2 separate regions of the Homo sapiens genome follow, and region 2 is linked to region 1. The links are chromatin loops, found by intact Hi-C in ENCODE. Cell type or tissue: OCI-LY7. All regions are shown on one strand. Links, peaks and the distances in the headings refer to the core of each region. The heading gives the core; the rest is flanking DNA.

The links. Peaks named below come from ENCODE experiments on the same cell type or tissue, not always from the same donor. Only the 100,000 strongest peaks of a DNase experiment are listed, where the experiment ranks them.
Region 2: a loop joins it to region 1, with 8 times the contacts of the local background. A loop is called at or near these places in 1 of 110 quality-filtered maps.

The regions. Positions count from the first base shown.
Region 1 is chr6:116,403,211-116,407,210 of GRCh38, forward strand. The region is part of intron 2 of DSE (dermatan sulfate epimerase); the gene reads left to right. Among named protein-coding and RNA genes, the nearest start is that of DSE, 34 kb to the left of the region's middle. RefSeq lists an enhancer at 1,861-1,910 and a silencer at 2,874-3,083. In OCI-LY7, for the core only: no CTCF peak of the experiment used is centred there; DNase peaks (open chromatin) are centred at 2,061, 2,621 and 2,971; H3K4me3 peaks cover 1,489 bases; H3K27ac peaks cover 2,557 bases.
Region 2 is chr6:116,014,830-116,023,345 of GRCh38, forward strand. All of the region lies in intron 1 of FRK (fyn related Src family tyrosine kinase), which reads right to left. Among named protein-coding and RNA genes, the nearest start is that of FRK, 42 kb to the right of the region's middle. In OCI-LY7, for the core only: no CTCF peak of the experiment used is centred there; a DNase peak (open chromatin) is centred at 4,862; H3K27ac peaks cover 1,179 bases.

The DNA.
Region 1 (4,000 bases), core at 1-4,000:
CCCCGTTTCTCTCCCTTTTGCTAAGGAACACACATTCTTCATTACAGTAAAAGTAACAGAGTAATTTGAGCTTGTGCTGAACTTAGTTTTAAAAGTAAAATTAAAAAGGTATTATTTTAATCCAATATATAATGGCAAAATATTCTTTATTAAAAATTACAATGGCAAAGATATCAGCAATAATAATTTTAATTTAATAAATTTTATTAAATTAATAAAATTTAATAATTTTAATTTAATAAAAAATATCAGCAATAAAGTTCTACTGTAACTTTTCCCCTAGAAGATTAAGGAAGCATAAAATATTGTGCTTCAAATTAGAAGTAGCTGAGAAAGAAAAGAGGGGGGAAAGACTGGAGACATTGACTGGACAAGGAATGTGACAGTTGCTAAAAGGCATCTAAAACGCACCATGAGTGGGCCACAGGTGGACACTGAGGGGTTTGGTTGGTTGGTTGGTTGGTTTTCGTAGCAAAGAAAGTAGGCTTAGTCAATATTGAAGTTTACAGTGACTATGGGATCAGTTACTCTGTAGAACTGACTACTCTCTTGGCCCAAGGATCAGAAGGAAGTTTCCCATAGGGCTTTTATGAAGAACCCTCGCAGCCTTCTCATCCTTGCAGTGTACGTATGATGAATTGCACAGTGTTATTTCTTTACACCAGACTGACCTGAGAGCGGGACCATGCCTGTTTTGCTCATATGTGTATCCCTCGATGGAGGATCTCCAAAGCAAAGTTTACTAAAACCTTGATCAGGGAGGGAGTGGGGGTGGTGAAAAGGATGGATATATGGGGTAGCCCAGGCTACTTTTTTCCTAATCTAGCTTAATCCTTTGGTAGAATTTTGCATGTGTAGAAAAATGAAATGACTGCCTGTCCACCAGGCAGCCTCCCTATACCTTATGAATCTTAGCCAAGCTCTTGGTAGATGGGTTGCTATGAGCTTAACATTACACTCCTCAGCAAATTCTTAGTGATTTTCCGGAGCTAAAAACAAACAAACAAAATGTACTCAAATAATTATTGGAAAACATTACAGATCCTGAATCACTTAAGAAAGGTGCAGTTAAGTTTACCATATTTCACTTAATAATATGGGAAGATGAATGCATTTAAAAGAGGTTTAGGATAGGATTGTAACTGAGATCACTTATTGTTCAAGCCCTGGTTGATAACATAGAATTATACAGCATCCATTTCCAAGCAGCAGGCTTTTCATGGCTCCTTGTCTTAATTTGTAAACCCTGAGGAACAGGTCTGGCCCAGTGGTCTTTGGATCTGTCCTTGCATCTTGGCTCTGCCATTGTGTTAGCCACATGTCCTTTGACAGGTTCCTTACACTCTGTAAACTTGGTTCTTCATCTGTAAAATATGGGTTATTCCTCCCACACAAGGTCATCCCAAGGATTGAATGAAGTAATGCATATAAAGCTCTTAGCATTATGTGCCTGGCACATAGTTTTACTAAAAAGTTTGTTATTATTACACAGGAATAGTTACGAATATATAACTTTATTCTCGCTAGGTTTCTTGGTACACAGTACTCCATTTTAGCTATGTTGTCACTCTGGAGTTGTGTTTTTGAAAAGTATTTGTTGTGACTCTTTAGTTCTCTCTTTATAGTATTTTTCCTTACTTATCATCAGACAGAAAATAAATCACAGAGGAAAGAAATTACTTCACTCTTGCATTGGAGCCAGTTAGCTACAGGAAATCAGGAGAACTGGTGAGGGAAACAAAGAAAGTTGAACTTTTGGACAGAGAAGTAATTGTGTTTTTTTTTTTTTTTTGCAACAGACTGAGTATTAAATTCTTGCCTGTGATTGCAAACTTCTGGATGGTGTCATCCGAGGGTGTATTTGCAAAAATAAAATATAATTATAAAATATAAAGAGAGAAAAAAGGTCTCTAGCATATTGAAATGAACCAGTTTCATTGCTGTACGTATGAAAATGAGGAGTGTGCCTGCCTTGCTCAGCATTGCCTGCTGGGCTTCAAATGCAGTTCTCTGCAGCTGTTTCTCGGGTTTTTCACTTCTCAAAATTGCAAGTTAAAACTGAAAATCAAAAGCCGGGAGAATGTAGCTGGGCCTCAAACATGTGGAGCCACAGCCCTGTGAGTAAAAAGATCAGGTTTTCTTCTCATGACCTTACAGTGAGGAAGGCTGGGCGGCTTAGCCCAGAATGCACCTGGAATCCATTAAAGTGGACTCGTGGAGACAAATGCTGGGCTGTCAGAAAACCCAGCCTCTAATTCCCCTGGCTTTTTCTCATTCATGTTTTTCCCTTTCTCTTACCCTTCCCCCTCACTCTTTCTGCCTCTCTTTTTCTCTGTTCTTTTCATTCTGTGACCTAAGGGAAGCTATTCCCTTTTATGCTGCTGCAGAGACTTAAAAATACTATAGAAGGGTAAAATAACTTATGAGGCTTTTTACAACGATCAAATTATTTAAAATTTACAGAAACACACAGCCATTGGGAATTCACTTCTTGAATGCCGTTTATTAAGCAGGTTGTTGCCATCAGTGTTACAAATGGATTCTTGGGCAGGAATCAAGGTCAGGTGCCCTGTGGTGGGAGGAAGCAGATGAAGAGGACCCGAGGGAGAGGCATAGGCAGGTGTACAGATTAGTTGAGCAGCCCAGTTACAGTGCCATTGGACAGTTGTGTGGTGCACAGTCACACCCTAAATAGGATGTTCTGCTCACCTAAATTGTTAGGACTCAACTAATTTAAACTCTTCCCCATCTATTTCAAATGCAGGTGAAGATAAAGTTACTCTAATAATGCTTCTTTCTAACAATAACTTTAAAAATGTTATGACAGTTATAAATCATACATGATTGAAAGGAAATCCGAAGTTAATTTTCTTTGTAAGATATGTTTATTGACTCTAAGATTCAGTATTGGTATGACCCTCAAGTCATCTCTGCGATGGGTGACTCACTTGCTCGCCTACCTCCCGCCCTTTCAGTGTCATTTGATACCTTTTTAAATGCAACATGGGCGGGCTTTCAGAGTTGTCAGAGGGAACTGTGCTCAAGGCCAGAGGAGTTCTCGTCCCTCTTTAATTGGGGTATAAATCAGTGCCCCTCACCCCATATGAACAAAGGCAACATGAATATATTAAGTTTCATGTAGTCTTTACAATCTGGGTCTTAAATTTTTCTAACATAAAAATCTGGCAAGCATGATGTTTGAATTTTGTGGATGTCTTGCCTCATTATCATAAGGGAAAATGTTAGTTGGCAAGTGCCGCATGTATGTCTGTATTCTCTTTCATTGATACTTCATAATCACTTTTTAAAAGTTGGCTTTATTTTTTGGATGAAATATTCACGCCTAACACCACTTAAGATGTAGGGTCTTGCTGACATTAAGTTCATGCTAATGATAACTTGAGAGTAATAATGACATGAGTATGTTCATGGAGTCCTTTATAAAGCTGGGTAGTTCCTTTTACCTTAGGTATCTTAAGAATGGCTTTTTTACTTCTTTGTCTCCTTCTGCCATGTCCATTAAGGGAACACATTTCAGTCATGCTTACCACAGTCTCTCTCATCCATCTTTCCTTTTCCTTTCCAGTGTCAACATGCGAGTTCTGGACAGCACAGGAGGAGATACCATAGTCGGGGGCCAGATCATTGCTTATCCCACATAAGCCTGTGGTTTAGAAAGCTTTCTGTTTAGGATGGCTTGGAAGGAATGACTCAGGAAAAAAGAAACGGTTAGAAGCTTATAATATTAGTGTAGGAGGGAAATGAAGACCACAGTTAAAACAGTGAGGGTGGGGAGAAGAAAGTATAAATTTAAGAGACATATAAGACTGAAAATCTACACAGAGATTGATCAGATATAGGACACTCTTTCTTAAAGTGTGAGTCTTTCACCATATTGGGTATCCTTAAAAAGACAGATTCCTGGGTTTCGCCCAGACTCACTGAATCATATCTTCTTGGAGTAGGCCACAGAACCTGCATTTTTAACAAGTCCTCTATA
Region 2 (8,516 bases), core at 2,504-6,503, 390 kb before region 1:
CATGACTAGAAACAAAAAAGAGACTTGGTCCAAACTTTAGAGGTGAAAAGAAATTTTCATAAGGATCTACAGGCAAAGGTGTTTTAATGAGTACATGCATTTTTTTCCGGGGAGATAATCCATTGTTTTATTAAATTCTCAGAAATGCCTGTGAAAGAAACTAACCAACTCTTTCAATAAGGCCAAGTGTTTCTTCTGTATTTACACGAGCTGGTGCCAAGGCCACAACCACAACCTACCACCTTGAAAATCACTTATTCATTTTTTATTCAAAATTTACTTATTGATATGGTTTGGCTCTGTGTCCCCACCCAAATCTCTCTCTAATTATAATCCCCATGTGTTGGGGAAGGGACCTGGTGGGAGATGACTGGATCATGAGGGTGTTTCTTCCCATGCCGTTCTCATGGTAGTGAGTTCTCACAAGAGCTGATGGTTTAAAAGTGGCAGTTTCTCTGAACTCTCTCTCTCCTGCCACCATGTAAGATGTGCCTTGCTTCCCCTTCCACCATGATTGTAAGTTTCCCGAGTCTTCCCCAGCCATCCAGAACTGTGAGACAATTAAACCTCTTTTCTTCATAAATTATCCAGTCTCAGGTAATATCTTTATAGCTGTGTGAGAACGGACTAATACAGAAAATTGATAGCAGTAGAGTGGGGCACTGCTATAAAGAAAAACTGAAAATGTGGAAGCAACTTTGGAACTAGGTAACAGGCAGATGTTGGACAGTTTGGAGGGCTCAGAAGAAGACAGGAATATGTAGGAAAGTTTGGAACTTCCTAGACACTTGTTGAACAGTTTTGATCAAAATGCTGATAGTAATATGGACAATGAATTCCAGGCTCAGTTGGTCTCAGATAGAAATGAGGAAGTTATTGGGAACTGGAGTAAAGGTCACTCATGCTATGCTTTGGCAAAGAGACTGGTGGCATTTTGTCCCTGCCCTAGTGATCTGTGGAATTGTGAACTTGACAGAGATGATTTAGGGTATCTAGCAGAAGAGATTTCTAAGCAGTGAAGCATCCAAGATGTGACCTGGCTGATTCTGAAAGCAGTCAGTCATATGCATTCACCAAGAGATTATCTGAAACTGGAACTTTTATTTATCAGGGAAGCAGAGCATAAAAGTTTGGAAAATTTGCAGCCTGATCATGTGGTAGAAAAGAAAAGCCCATTTTCTGGGGAGCAATTCAACCCAGTTGCAGAAATTTGCTTAAGTGACCAGGGGCCAAATGTTAATAGCCAAGACAATGAAGAAAATGTCTCCAAGGCATGCCAGAGATCTTCATGGCAGCCCCTCCCATCACAGGTCCAGAGGCCTAAAAGAGAAAAATGGTCTCATGGGCTGGGTACAGGGTCCTGCTGCTCTGTGCACCTTCTGGACTTGGTGCCCTATGTCTCAGCTGCTCCAGCTCCAGCTGTGGCTAAAGGAGGCCAAAGTACAGCAGAGCACAATCTCTATAGTAGGTTGACTATAGTTAACATTAATCTACTGTTCCTTATTTGAATGTTCCTAGCATGAAGAAAAGAGAAATAGTTAAGGTAATGGATATTCCAATTCAGATTATATTAATGTATCAAATTATCACATGTACCCAGAGAATATGTACATCTTTTATGTACCAATAAAAAATAATTTTAAAAACTATACTGTCTAATCTTAATCCATACATGACACAGAGACACACACACATATATGTGAATGAGTGGATGGATGTGTGTGTGTGTTTGTGTGTGTGTGTGTAGCTGCAGATACCAACATGGATGTACAGATATGTACTAGTTTTACTGCTTTGGGGGGATTAAAATGAAGCAGGTGCCCCCAGGGAGTCAAGGTGTGAGACCTGGTCTGCTACAGGTCAGAACAAGCACACACGTTCTCTTTCTTTCTTCCTTCATTCTTTCTTTCTTTCTTTCTTTTTAATAATTTAGCCCTGTATACCCAGATACTCACTAAGCATTACTATCATGAATAATTACCAATAATAACACCAATGTTAATAACTAAAGATAGTTTAAAACCCATGTAAATGCCACCCACTGGACTTTGAAATAGTAGAAACTGAACACATCCACAGAGCAGCTTGTTCTCAAAAAGAAAGCCTGAAACAGTGCCAGAAAACACATCTTTTGTTTTCAGTGTCAACAAACTATTTGTCAGGAAACAAAAGGAAGGCTCTGCCTGCACTGATGGACTTTTCTGAAATCTGAAAATTAGTTTACTGCTTGCTCCTGCTTAGAATTACAGAAAGAAGCAGTTGCACAAATACATTACAAGCTTACTCCTCAGAACTGTTGTGGAAAAAGGCAGACTGAGAGAAGAAAGAGCCCCCACCTCCCTACCTCCCAACACACACCCGTGTTACTGTTAAATCAAGCAGAAAGCTGTCTCCTTACACGTTTTAAGTTCAGCCTAAAGGTTTCTCTGTACACAGTGAACTGCAACCTAAATGGATGTGCAAACAGACTGTAACCTACTCTTGTGCCAATCACCAAGTTTTGAGCAACCAAAGGTGGCCAACTGTTCAAACCCTGTTCAAAATAAGGCAAACACCGAGCTGTAACCAATCCAGCTGTTTCTGTACCTCTTTTCAATTTTTCTACATCGCTTTTCTTTTTCTCTCCATAAGTCCCTTTCCACCAGCTGGACTCTGTCTGAGCACACTCTGGCTCAGGAGACTGCCTGATTTGCCAACAGTTCTTTGCCCAGTTAAACTCTGCTAAGTTTAATTTGTCGAGGTTTTTCTTTTATCACTACCTAAGGATTAACCTTCTCTAGGGCCTCAGTTCTCAAACTCCAGTTTCTGAAGACTGTCCCAGGAAGTGTGTACAAGGCAAATAGTCTAAGAAGGTCGGAGGTAGAGCTCAGGATGCTGTAGGTTCCCAAGTGCCACAGGCAATTCAGAGGCAGGTAACCAAGGTACTACAATTTGAAAAACACAGCTGTTTCTAGAAGAGGGGGACTTTCTCTTAACATCTTCTCCTAAATCCTGAGTCATCCTGCCATAGCCCACCTTGCACCTTTTTCTCTCCAGTCCACTCTGCCTCACACTGCCTCACACTGGACCCCACTTCTTTATTTTCAACCCTTACAAAACATTACAAATTCAATCCAAATGCTGTATAAAATTTGTGAAGAGCAAAGCTTTAAGTACAATACAGAGCAGAAAACAAGTTCAAACAGATACCAGAAATTTCTGTTCATTGAAATTTAATGTCCTTTCTGCTGAAGAGGGAATTTCCCAAAACTTTTTCCCTTATGTCTAGGGCCCCCTAATAGGTTGCTGAGGAACCACTCCTCTTCCTCCTTTCTCTGTGCCAGGGATTTTACAACAAAATTCTCCATGTTTCTGTATGCAAAGCAGTTTGATTTCCTACCCAACCCTTACTCCAAACTAGATTCTGGGTCTCCCTCTGTATACCCCAGCACTTCTTAAATTGTTCTGCTCAATTAAGGCCCATCTATTCCATGTCTTTATTCTCAGCAGCACAAACAGCCAGAGCTTTGAAAACAGAATTTTCTTTAGCACATCAAATCCTTAGGCAAAGCTCTTCTCACACCATTATCCATAGCAGATGGTAGCAACAGAATTATGCATCCTCTCGCTGTCCAGAACAAGCCTATACCCTGGGGTAAGGGTGAAAGGCAGAGTCCTTCCAGTTATATTTGTGTTTTAAATAATTCAGTTTATTAAAATTATAAGTGTCTTGAAGTAGACTAAAATGTTTGCTCTCTTACAAAGTGTTTTCATAAGAGGATATACTCTAATAATACACAATGGAAATATTATTTGTAAATAGCATGTAAACTATTTATATACAAATATGTGTTTTGAGAAACTGAAATATTCCCTGCCTCAATGACTGCCTTACTAGTAAGCATATTGCAATTAAATAAAATTTTATTCCAGAATTTTAGTGATACAAAGACATTTCCACCATGCTCTTTGCCTGGGATAATTTTTTTTTAATCATTGAAATACTCAGAGCATAATAAAATCTGACCTGTTCACTGTGACCCAGGAAAGGATTTTAAAATCTTATAGATTTGAAGAGACCTGCTGTTGGAAAGAGGGCACAGTAAAGGAACATCCTAAAGCCTTAGAATTAGAGCTTCAAGTAAGCTTGAGGAGCATATTTCTCTGAAGGTGAATGATAATAGATTCATTGCACAAGCCAGCTCCCCTCTGACTTATCTCCAGTGCATTCTTTGGATGGCAAGGCAAGGGGCTTGTGGTAGGAAAGCCTTCCTCTACAGATCAAATGAGTCTGAGCACCTTGTTCCTTTCCTTCATAGCTCTTTCCTTAGCTTACTTTGTTTTTGGTATTATTTGATTAATTCCTACTTCCCATTACACATGTAAGCTCAAGAGAGTGGAAACCTTATCTTTTACTTATCACTGAAATTCCAAGAGCCTAGCACAACACATGGTATTAAATAAACTTGCATTCATACTGTTGAATGAATAAACAGATGATTATTTGAGGATGTGAGTCTTCCACTTGAAAGTTAAAAAGCTGACCAAATAATTTCAAAACGTAGGACAAGAATATAGAGAGAATATACTGAAGATTTGGTACAGAGAGCAAAAGAACAAGTCCACTTTTACCAGTAATGAATAACCTCATAGCCAATCAGATGATCACAATCCTATGACGACGATGACAATTATAACAATCATGTAAAGAATAACATTTGGATTCCACTTTATAATTGAGTGCCATCACCTAGAATATGGCACTTATTCTCAAGGCAACTCTTGGGGATAGTCAGAGCAAGTGCTTCAAAATCCCCACTTTGTGGAAAAGGGAACTAGAAATGAGAGAAATTGCATGATTTGTCATGCAGAAATAATAAGCAGAGCCAGTGTGTTGGCAGATGTGCAAAGCAGTTACATGTGACTTCACTAAAATTGTGCAGAATAGAAAGTGGGGAGTATGGACTTGTCCTCAAATAATAATACCACTCTACAGAGTGGGTCAGAAATAGCCAATAGTTATGACTTATTAAGACCCAAACTTCAGGTTCTAAAAATGTTCCTGTAGAATAACAGAATATCTGTTTATGAAGTTAAACATTAACTCCTATTTGTTATTTAGAGGTAGGCTTGGTTGCATAAGGATTAAAATTTGAAAACAGAAAGCAAAATGAGATTCAAATAAATATTTATTTGCAATCCTAAATGTGCAGCTATTACCAATAATAAATTATGATCTTAAAGAAACTTTTCTAAACTATCAACAACAAAAAAATTGATCAAACATTTCAAAAGTAAAACCAAATTATGATTTATTCCATCTATAGAAAACAGTATTACAAAATCATTGTGACATGAAGAGCCAAAGAGAATGAAGACAAAGACTACCATAAAAAAATTTATAAAAGACAGCTCATTAATATTTTATTATTCTCTAAATAATTTAAAGTGATCTCTTCTTTTGTCCTAGATCAATATTCCTTTTTTTTGTTTTTTGTTTTTTTTTGGAGTTTTGCTCGGACGCCCAGGCTTGAGTGCAATGGCATGATCTTGGCTCACTGCAACCTCCACCTCCTGGGTTCAAGTGATTCTCCTGCCTCAGCCTCCCGAGTAGCTAGGATTACAGGCACACGCCACCACATCCAGCTAATTTTGTATTTTTAGTAGAGATGGGGTTTCACCATGTTGGCCAGGCTGGTTTGAACTCCTGACCTCAGGTGATCCACCCACCTCAGCTTCCCAAAGTGTTGGGATTACAGACGTGAGCCACTGCACTGGGCCAATATTCCTTTTCTCAACAAATTCTGCAAACATCATTTTGTATCATTTTTCCTTAAGAGAGCTACCTCTCCAAATTACATATTCTATAGGCTCTCTAGATTCACCTGTGTTCAGAACTATTTTTGTAAACAGTAAATCGCAATGACAAGACACAATTTTTCCAACTCCTTGAGTTTCCATACATGTGCTTATAATAGGCATTTTTTAACTTTGCCTCATAAAACTTTTCAAATATATTCCAAAGTAGAGACAATAGTATAACCACTTTACCCAACATCCAGCTGCAACAATTATAATTTTTCTAATTGTATTTCTTGTGGTTTACTTTTGATATGAATACAGATTTCTAAACTGTGGTTGGTTTCTAAACCTCAGTTGGGAAATTGAAGTAAAAAAAAGGACTAATAAAAGTTCAGTGGTTTCATGTTTGCTTTGAAATGTAATATTTTTATGATCCATTAACTTTTAAAATCAAGTTCTTTCTGTTCTTTAGAAACTAAAAAGATGAATTATAAATGTTTTAAATGCTGAGAAACATTTTAAAAATATATTGAAAAAATAAATATTTATGGAGGCCTATTATGCACTGAAAGAATAAAAAAAAAAAAGACCATGCTTGCTTACAAGTTTACATTACAGTTGGAAAAACACAAACGTAGACCAGTATAAAAAGAAAAGAAGGGTCACAAAATATAAGCTTCCTAAGCACGCCATACATCATTTTGATGTCAGATAATTGGAGAAATATATTTTAAGAGAAATGTATCATGAGGAAACGTTTCATAATTGACATATATGATCAATATGTCAAATGGTGCAGACAAAATTTCACCTATAATGGTTGATCATTCAAAGGTTATGAGTAAAAAGAGTGATACAGTATAATTGCCTGGAATACATAACTATACTTCCACCTTCAAATTACAGTGCTATTAGTAGGAGTTTGACTTGACAAGCAGAGAACAAGGATTTTCTGCCTTATGATTTCTTTATGCTGCCTGCAGTCTTCATGCCCATTGTATGTAATTAACTAAAATTAAATTTACAGCAAAGGTCATGTCACTTTAAAATCTCTTAATAACAAAAATAAGATGATTAAGAAATCTGCATAAATTTTCTTAGCATGCCCTAATGCAAATCTTTCTATTGCTTTTTCAAAGCCATATATTCCCTTTCAATCCATGTTTTGAAAAAAGAACAAATTAAACCTAGAAGACATAGAAGGAAAGAAATAGTAAAGACAACAGTAAAAAATGGTCAAAGGAAAACCAAACCATGGGAAGAATGCACAAAGACAAAAATTGATATTTTTGGGAAGATTAATAAAAGTCATAAGGCTCTAACAAGATTGTTCAAGAAAAAAATCAAAAATAATTTATCAATATCAGCAATTAAAGAGGAGACCATCACAGATTCTCACATATATTAAATTAATAAAAAAAATGTTAACAACCATAGGACAATAAATTTGACAACTAAGATGAAATCGACAGGTTCCCCAATACATATAAAGTACCCAAAATAACACAAGAAGAAACAGAAAATATTAATAACCCTATATTTTTTAAAGAAATTACATTCATAATTTAAAACCTTCGCACAGAGAAAACTCCATGCCCTCAGGGCTTCACAAGTGAATTCTACCAAAATTTAAGGAAGAAATAATGTCAGTTTTACACATAAACTCTTTCAGAAAATACAGAAATAAAAAATGTTTTCCAATTTGTTTTATGACACAAAGTTACCCTGATACCAAAATCATAGAGAATCATCTTTTTCCAAGAAAAGGAAACTACAGATGAATATCTCTTATGAACACTGATTTGCAACCCCTTAAAATATACTGGTAAATCAAATTCATCAAAAATATATCACAACCAAATGGGATTTATCCCATTTAGAAGGTTATTTGAAAATCAGTTGTAATTGACCATGTTGATGAATTGAAAAAGAAAAACTATATAATCAGCCGCTCAATAGATGCAGAAAAATCTTTTTGAAAAAGTCAACATCTATTCATGATTTAAAAACAAAAACACTTAGCAAAGTTGAAATAGAAGAAAACTTTCTCATTCTGAAAAGGGGCAACAATATAAACCCTTCACCTAACATCATACTCAATGGTAAACTAAGAACAGACAAGAGCTACAAGCAGTTTTATATACACGGATGCAGACAAAGTCTGCAGTTAGATTCAGGCAACTTAATTATCTAATAAAACAAAAAAATAATAATTTTCAAAGAATGTGACAGAATCTAGAGTAGCTACAACAATGTCCTATATCCAATCACAGAAATAGCAGCATAGCAAAGAAACTGAAGAGTAACCCATACTCAGGCAAAAAAGCAGTCAACAAAAACGAACTCCAAGTATGTCCAGATGTTGAATTTTTAAATGGGCAGAAGACTTAAAGAGACACTTCACAAAAGGAAATATGAAGTTGGCTAATAAGCACAGGAAAATGTGCTCAACATCATTAGTCATCAAGGAAATGCAAATTAAAACCAACGTGAGATGGCAATTCATAACAAATAGAATAGCTAACAAAAAAACTAACAATACCAAATATTGGCAAAGATGTGGAGCATCTCTCATATGTAAAGTCAAAATAGTACAAGGCCTTTGGAGAAATATTTGGCAATATCTTATAAAGTTAAACATACATTGACTCTATGATGCAGCAATTCCACTCTTGGGTATTTACTTAAGAAAAATGAAAGCATATGGCCACAAGTAGACTTGCACAAAAATGTTA